2 separate regions of the Mus musculus genome follow, and region 2 is linked to region 1. Evidence: chromatin loops called from intact Hi-C (ENCODE). Cell type or tissue: left cerebral cortex. All regions are shown on one strand.

Evidence for each region. A loop is a pair of places that touch in the nucleus more often than their neighbours do. Peaks named below come from ENCODE experiments on the same cell type or tissue, not always from the same donor. Only the 100,000 strongest peaks of a DNase experiment are listed, where the experiment ranks them.
Region 2: it touches region 1 in a loop (6-fold over the local background); 1 of 42 quality-filtered maps calls a loop at or near these places.

The regions. Positions count from the first base shown.
Region 1 is chr13:74,207,639-74,210,138 of GRCm38, forward strand. It overlaps Exoc3 (exocyst complex component 3), which reads right to left and starts at 1,062. Exons shown (of 13, transcript NM_177333.4): 1 at 1,020-1,062. In left cerebral cortex, a CTCF peak has its summit at 1,028; DNase peaks (open chromatin) are centred at 1,071 and 1,492; H3K4me3 peaks cover 1,705 bases; H3K27ac peaks cover 1,343 bases.
Region 2 is chr13:74,008,079-74,010,578 of GRCm38, forward strand. Tppp (tubulin polymerization promoting protein) reads left to right here and starts at 1,341. Exons shown (of 4, transcript NM_182839.2): 1 at 1,341-1,431. Gm15912 (predicted gene 15912) reads right to left here and starts at 1,276. Exons shown (of 3, transcript NR_168519.1): 1 at 998-1,276; 2 at 741-916; 3 at 51-386. In left cerebral cortex, a CTCF peak has its summit at 1,244; DNase peaks (open chromatin) are centred at 764, 1,319 and 2,332; H3K4me3 peaks cover 2,255 bases; H3K27ac peaks cover 1,716 bases.

The DNA.
Region 1 (2,500 bases):
GAGTAGCTTGTTTCCCCTAAGCACAAATGTACCCGGTCAATCACCCTTTAGTCTAATATCTAATACTATCCAAGTCATGGACCTACAATGGCTATTTGCTGACTATCCAGCAAATGAGGGAATTAATAACACTGTTTCCTTTAATTTCAGCTACTCAACAGCCACAGATGTGATAAAGACCTACCTTCTGGAATCTTTCACTCTATTCCCAAGTAGTCTCAGAAAACCACTAAAATCCATTGTACATTTCCAGTTATGTAGCTTCTCCCTGTGTATTTCTCTCTTTGCATTTTCATTCAAGTGGAACAGCATTGCAAACACCATCTTCATCTTCTGACTATAAAATTACTCGTACCCAGACAGGAAATCTGAGCAGGCCACAGAAAGAGGATTCCACAACCACTTCTAACAGGACTGATTCACTGCGGGCTTTTTTTTTTTTCTTTTGCTTTAGTTTGACATGTTATCTTCAGCATTCCCAAAACATTAAAACTTGTATAATTCTATTTACAGGACTAGGTATTAAACATAATACCAAACCATCCCTCTGGCATGGAGTCCCCCACTCCAGCTGACAGGTGAAAGGCACTCCTGTGGCAGTGTTACAAGCCAGATGCAAAAGGAAAGCTGACCCAAAACCAAAAAAGCTTTGCAAGAAAGAGTCCACTCATAAACCTGAACACAGAGAATCAAAAACTAAAAAAACTGTACTGGATCGCCACCAAATCTGCTTCCAATGGCAGCTTGAGGACTGTCAGATTTCCGGCCTCTGGGGCAAAAGGGAACTCTGAGGGTAGAAGCAGCCCCGACCAAGGAGATGGGAGGGACGCACACCGAGGACAAACCCAAACCCGCCCAGGGACCCGCACTAGAGGGTGTCGCATCCCGCCAGAAACGTCGGCCGATGCTGTCCCTCGCCAAGGACAAACCCACTAAGGGGTACACTGTGCCACAGTCGAGGGCCCAGCGCCCCGCCCACCGCACAGGCACCCAAGGCTGTCAGAGCAGAGCTTCCTCACCGTCCGCAACGCCGCTGCCACCTCCCGGAGCCGGACCGGAAGTGTGCAACGCGGTCACTTCCGTTTCCGGCGTCTGGGCGGAAGGATGGGCTCTGGGTAACCTTGAAGGCGCTGTACGGGCGATCTTTCTGTAGACTCTTAGGAAACTTGTGCTTCTGGTGACACAGACTCAGGATCAGGGATTACAGATTCAGGCCTGGCTCCGCCGTCTGACGTTTGGCGCTCTCCCGACCCTCTTATTTTAAGTAGCACCTATTGTACCCACCCTTTCTCTCCGGATTAACCACTTAGGTTTGCCCTTGCTCAGTTCCTCCCCTTAGCTACCTTAGTCTCTCCACACCTCTCCATATCTTTACTGTGTCTTGTATTCAAGATTCCACTACTTATATTTCGTATATTTGTTTCTTCTTGCTGTCCTCGCCCTCATCCCCCAGAGGTTTCTGACAGCAAGTAGATTTCAAGTATTCAGGACAGTGCCACAGAGAGTGGGCTGCCTGCTGATAGCTGCTCGCGTAGCACGTAGAAGCGGCGAAGAAAACAAAACCACGAGCAAAACAGCAGCTGGTGGAATTACTCCAGCTGAAGGAAGCAGTGAAGCATCGAGTCGCCCCGGTACCTAGAACAGCCAGAAACTTTGTTCTACCTCTGCAGATACAGAGATTTCCCCACACTGTTACGAACTTTTAGTAAATTTTGGCGGGGTTTAGGTTCTTCCACTCACCCATCAGGTATGACAACCCTACCCTGACAGGTTTGGTTGTGTTTTTTTTTTTTCACCTTTTCTGCATACATTTGTTGAGTTGTGTGCCTATCCATAACATCACTACAAAGTCTGGCTCTCCCAAGCCAATGGATGATGGGGTAAATCTTCAGTAAATGAAAGAACAGTATAGGTAACCTGTCATAACCACAATGCAAATTATATGATGAAGTCAGTCTTTTAAAGATGCAGACCCTCCCTTAGTGTAGGGGTTGCAACTGGGAAAGTGCCCTGACCCCTTAGTTTATGACAAAACAGGAGAAATTTCAGCTTCATGAATGTTTAACTGCAAAGTGGGGAGGCACAGCTACCAAGACAAAGCTGCGGTTTTCCTTAGTTACCTTATATCCAACCCTAATCTCCTGCTGCCCACTATATAGTGGAGTGTTTAGTCATGGTGCTCCCTAACGAATTCAGTTAACTAGCCTAGTTAGATGTGAACTGCTTCAGTAGATGACTCAGCTTGTTTCCTTTCAATTAAATAAATAAAATAAGAATCTCAGCTTTTGTTTTTGGTAAGCCACAGAGTGACAAAGCTCAGGATACTTTTGAGTGTACAAGTAAGTTCATAGGTAGGCCTAGGAATGACCAGAGCCAAAGTAGGGAAAGAAAAAAAAAAATGAAGCAGTGACTAAAGGTTCTGCAGCCCTGAAGCAGGGAGAGTAGCCCCAAAGCCATTTTTACACCTGCCCACACAAAGGAGAAGGCATGGGTTCCAAGT
Region 2 (2,500 bases), 200 kb before region 1:
TTCTTAGTTAGGGTTTTACTGCTGTGAACAGACACCATGACCAAGGCAAATCTTATAAAGGACACATTTAATTGGGGTTGGTTTACAGGTTCTGAGGTTCAGTCCATTATCATCAAGGTGGGAGCATGGCAGCATCCAGGCAGGCATGGTGCAAGAGGAGCTGAGAGTTCTACATCTTCATCTGAAGGCTGCTACTCACTTCCAGGCAGCTAGGGTGAGGGTCTTAAGTCCATGCCCACAGTGACACACCTACTCCAACCAGGTCACACCTACTCCAACAAGGCCACACCTCCAAATAGTGCCACTTCTTGGGCCAAGCATATACAAACCATCACAGCAGGACTTGGGGCTTTGTGGGACATAAGGCAAGTGGCCAAGCCAAGACCCTATAAAAAAGGAGAGAGTCTGGGTCTGGTTCTCCATTCCTTATAGTCCCACAGTCCTGAACTCACATGGCTTCCATGGTGAGTGGGAATTCTCGGGAGAGCAAGAATTAGAAGTAACTTTTTAGTCATTTTTGAGTAGCCGAAGAAAGCAGAGAGTCCGGGGGATCTGAGGGTCAGAGACTACCATGGGGAGGGGTAATTTGCTCCAAGTGCTCAGGTGGGCCCCATTTCTGAAGTTTCAAAACAAGGTTTCCTCAAGCATGAGTTAATTTGTCAGACACTCAGAAAATTCCCCAACACACACTCACTCACACACACACACACACACACACACACACACACACACACACTTACTCAGTGGGTGACTTGGTTAGAGTCTGAGACAGAACCTGGAGGACTGAAGAGTCTATTGAACCAAATCTTCCAGCCCCATTGCCTCCTTGCTAACCCCATAATCTTCTTCAGAGCCACCAGTGCGACCCTGACCTCACCACAGAGTCAGCGGGGTGGAGATCCCGTGGCAAGCGTCCCTAGAAGGAAGGAAAATCAGCAGAGACTCTAAGGATCCTTTTCGTGCAGGTAACCCGAGTGGCCAGCATCTCACCACGCACATCAAGCTCTCCAGGCAGGTAGGGATCAGCAACGGGTTGTGCGCAGTGTAGTCTGCGACTGCGCCACCAGCCTCAGCTTCCCTACTTGCGACTGGCCGCACGCCCGGGGCCCCAGGGCCAGGTGTGCCCTAGTCGCTCTTCCCCAACCTCAGCCCGGTTCCCACGCTCCACAGCTCCACAGCGACCGCACCCTGGGTCGAGCGGCGTCCATAGGCTGGCTGTGCCTGTGGCAGCCTTGTAAGGCAGTGGCTGCCTCGGGTGTCAGTGCGCTGCGCTCCTGCTGGGAGGGGCCTTAGTGCGCGCCTAGGCGGAGCGGGAGGAGGAGGGGCATGTGGGCGGTGCCGGAGGGCGGGGCCCGGCGGACAGCTCTGAGAGCTCGGCGCCCCTGGGCGCGCGTCTAGTCGCTGAGGCGCAGCAGTGGACGCGTTTTGGAGGTAAGCTTGCGCTGGGCGCTGTCCGTGGTCCGAGGCGCGGTTCTGGGGCCAAGGCTCGGGACCCCTCCGGTCCGTGAGGCTGGCCACCTGTCACTCTCTGCAGTGGCTAGATCAGGTCTAGTTGCTGAAGCAACTAGTTCCTTTGAGATCTCAGAGCAGTGGTGTCAAGAATGGGTATGCGTTTACACTGAGCCAGGCGCATTGCGTCGGCACTTGATACGGTGGACAGAAAACACCCCACGGCTCCCCACCAGACCAAGGTGCCAGGCCTCGTGCCAGCGACCCGGGTCGCTGCTCGTGGAACCTGGTGGAAAACGGGGTAAAGAGAAGCCACCGCCCGGAGCTGTGCATACCGGAGCTGGAGCTGCCGGGGGTTCATGGGTCCAGAATCCTGAGCGCGCGTTGCGTCCTGCAGGTGACAGCGCCAGTTCTCTATGTCACCCTCCTTTCGAGCCTGCATCTCTCATTCGAGATGGCGAGGGTTTTGTCAGGGTCGCATGTTGAATGCCCACGTTTGCGCGAAGGAGAGGGAGGACTCGACCCTTGCTCGGCGGTTTCGGTTATGTAAACGAGGCCTTGAACTAGGTGAGGAAGACGAGTAGTACCCTTTGTGGCGCAGCTTTGGACAGGCTGTGTCCTGGTGATTGGTCCTGTGCGTGTCCTGGGGCGAATGGAGGCGTTCGGCCCAGAGCCCACTTGCGTATCTGGGCTCCCTTGGCCGTGTAGGTGGCTTTCTTAGGCGGCGCGAGCTCTCCACGACTGGAGCAATGTTGTGTGTGTTTGGGGGAGCGGGGGAGAGTTGGGTGGGGGGCGCGAAACCCTGCTTGTCTTTAGCTGGATTCTCTGGCGGCCGGCTGCTGTTTCTGCTCGCGTGCCAGCCCCTCTCCCGTCACGTGACCCTGAAGGACTGGCGAGGGGGAGGGGCACAATCTGAGCGTCTCTAAAGGACTCCTCTATTCAGAAAAGCTCCTGATTACCACCGGGACTCGCCATTAGAAAAGGTGCCCTATTCAAGTGGCGTATTTGAATAGACAGCTTTGAGAATCCCTGTCTTAACCGATGGTGAAGT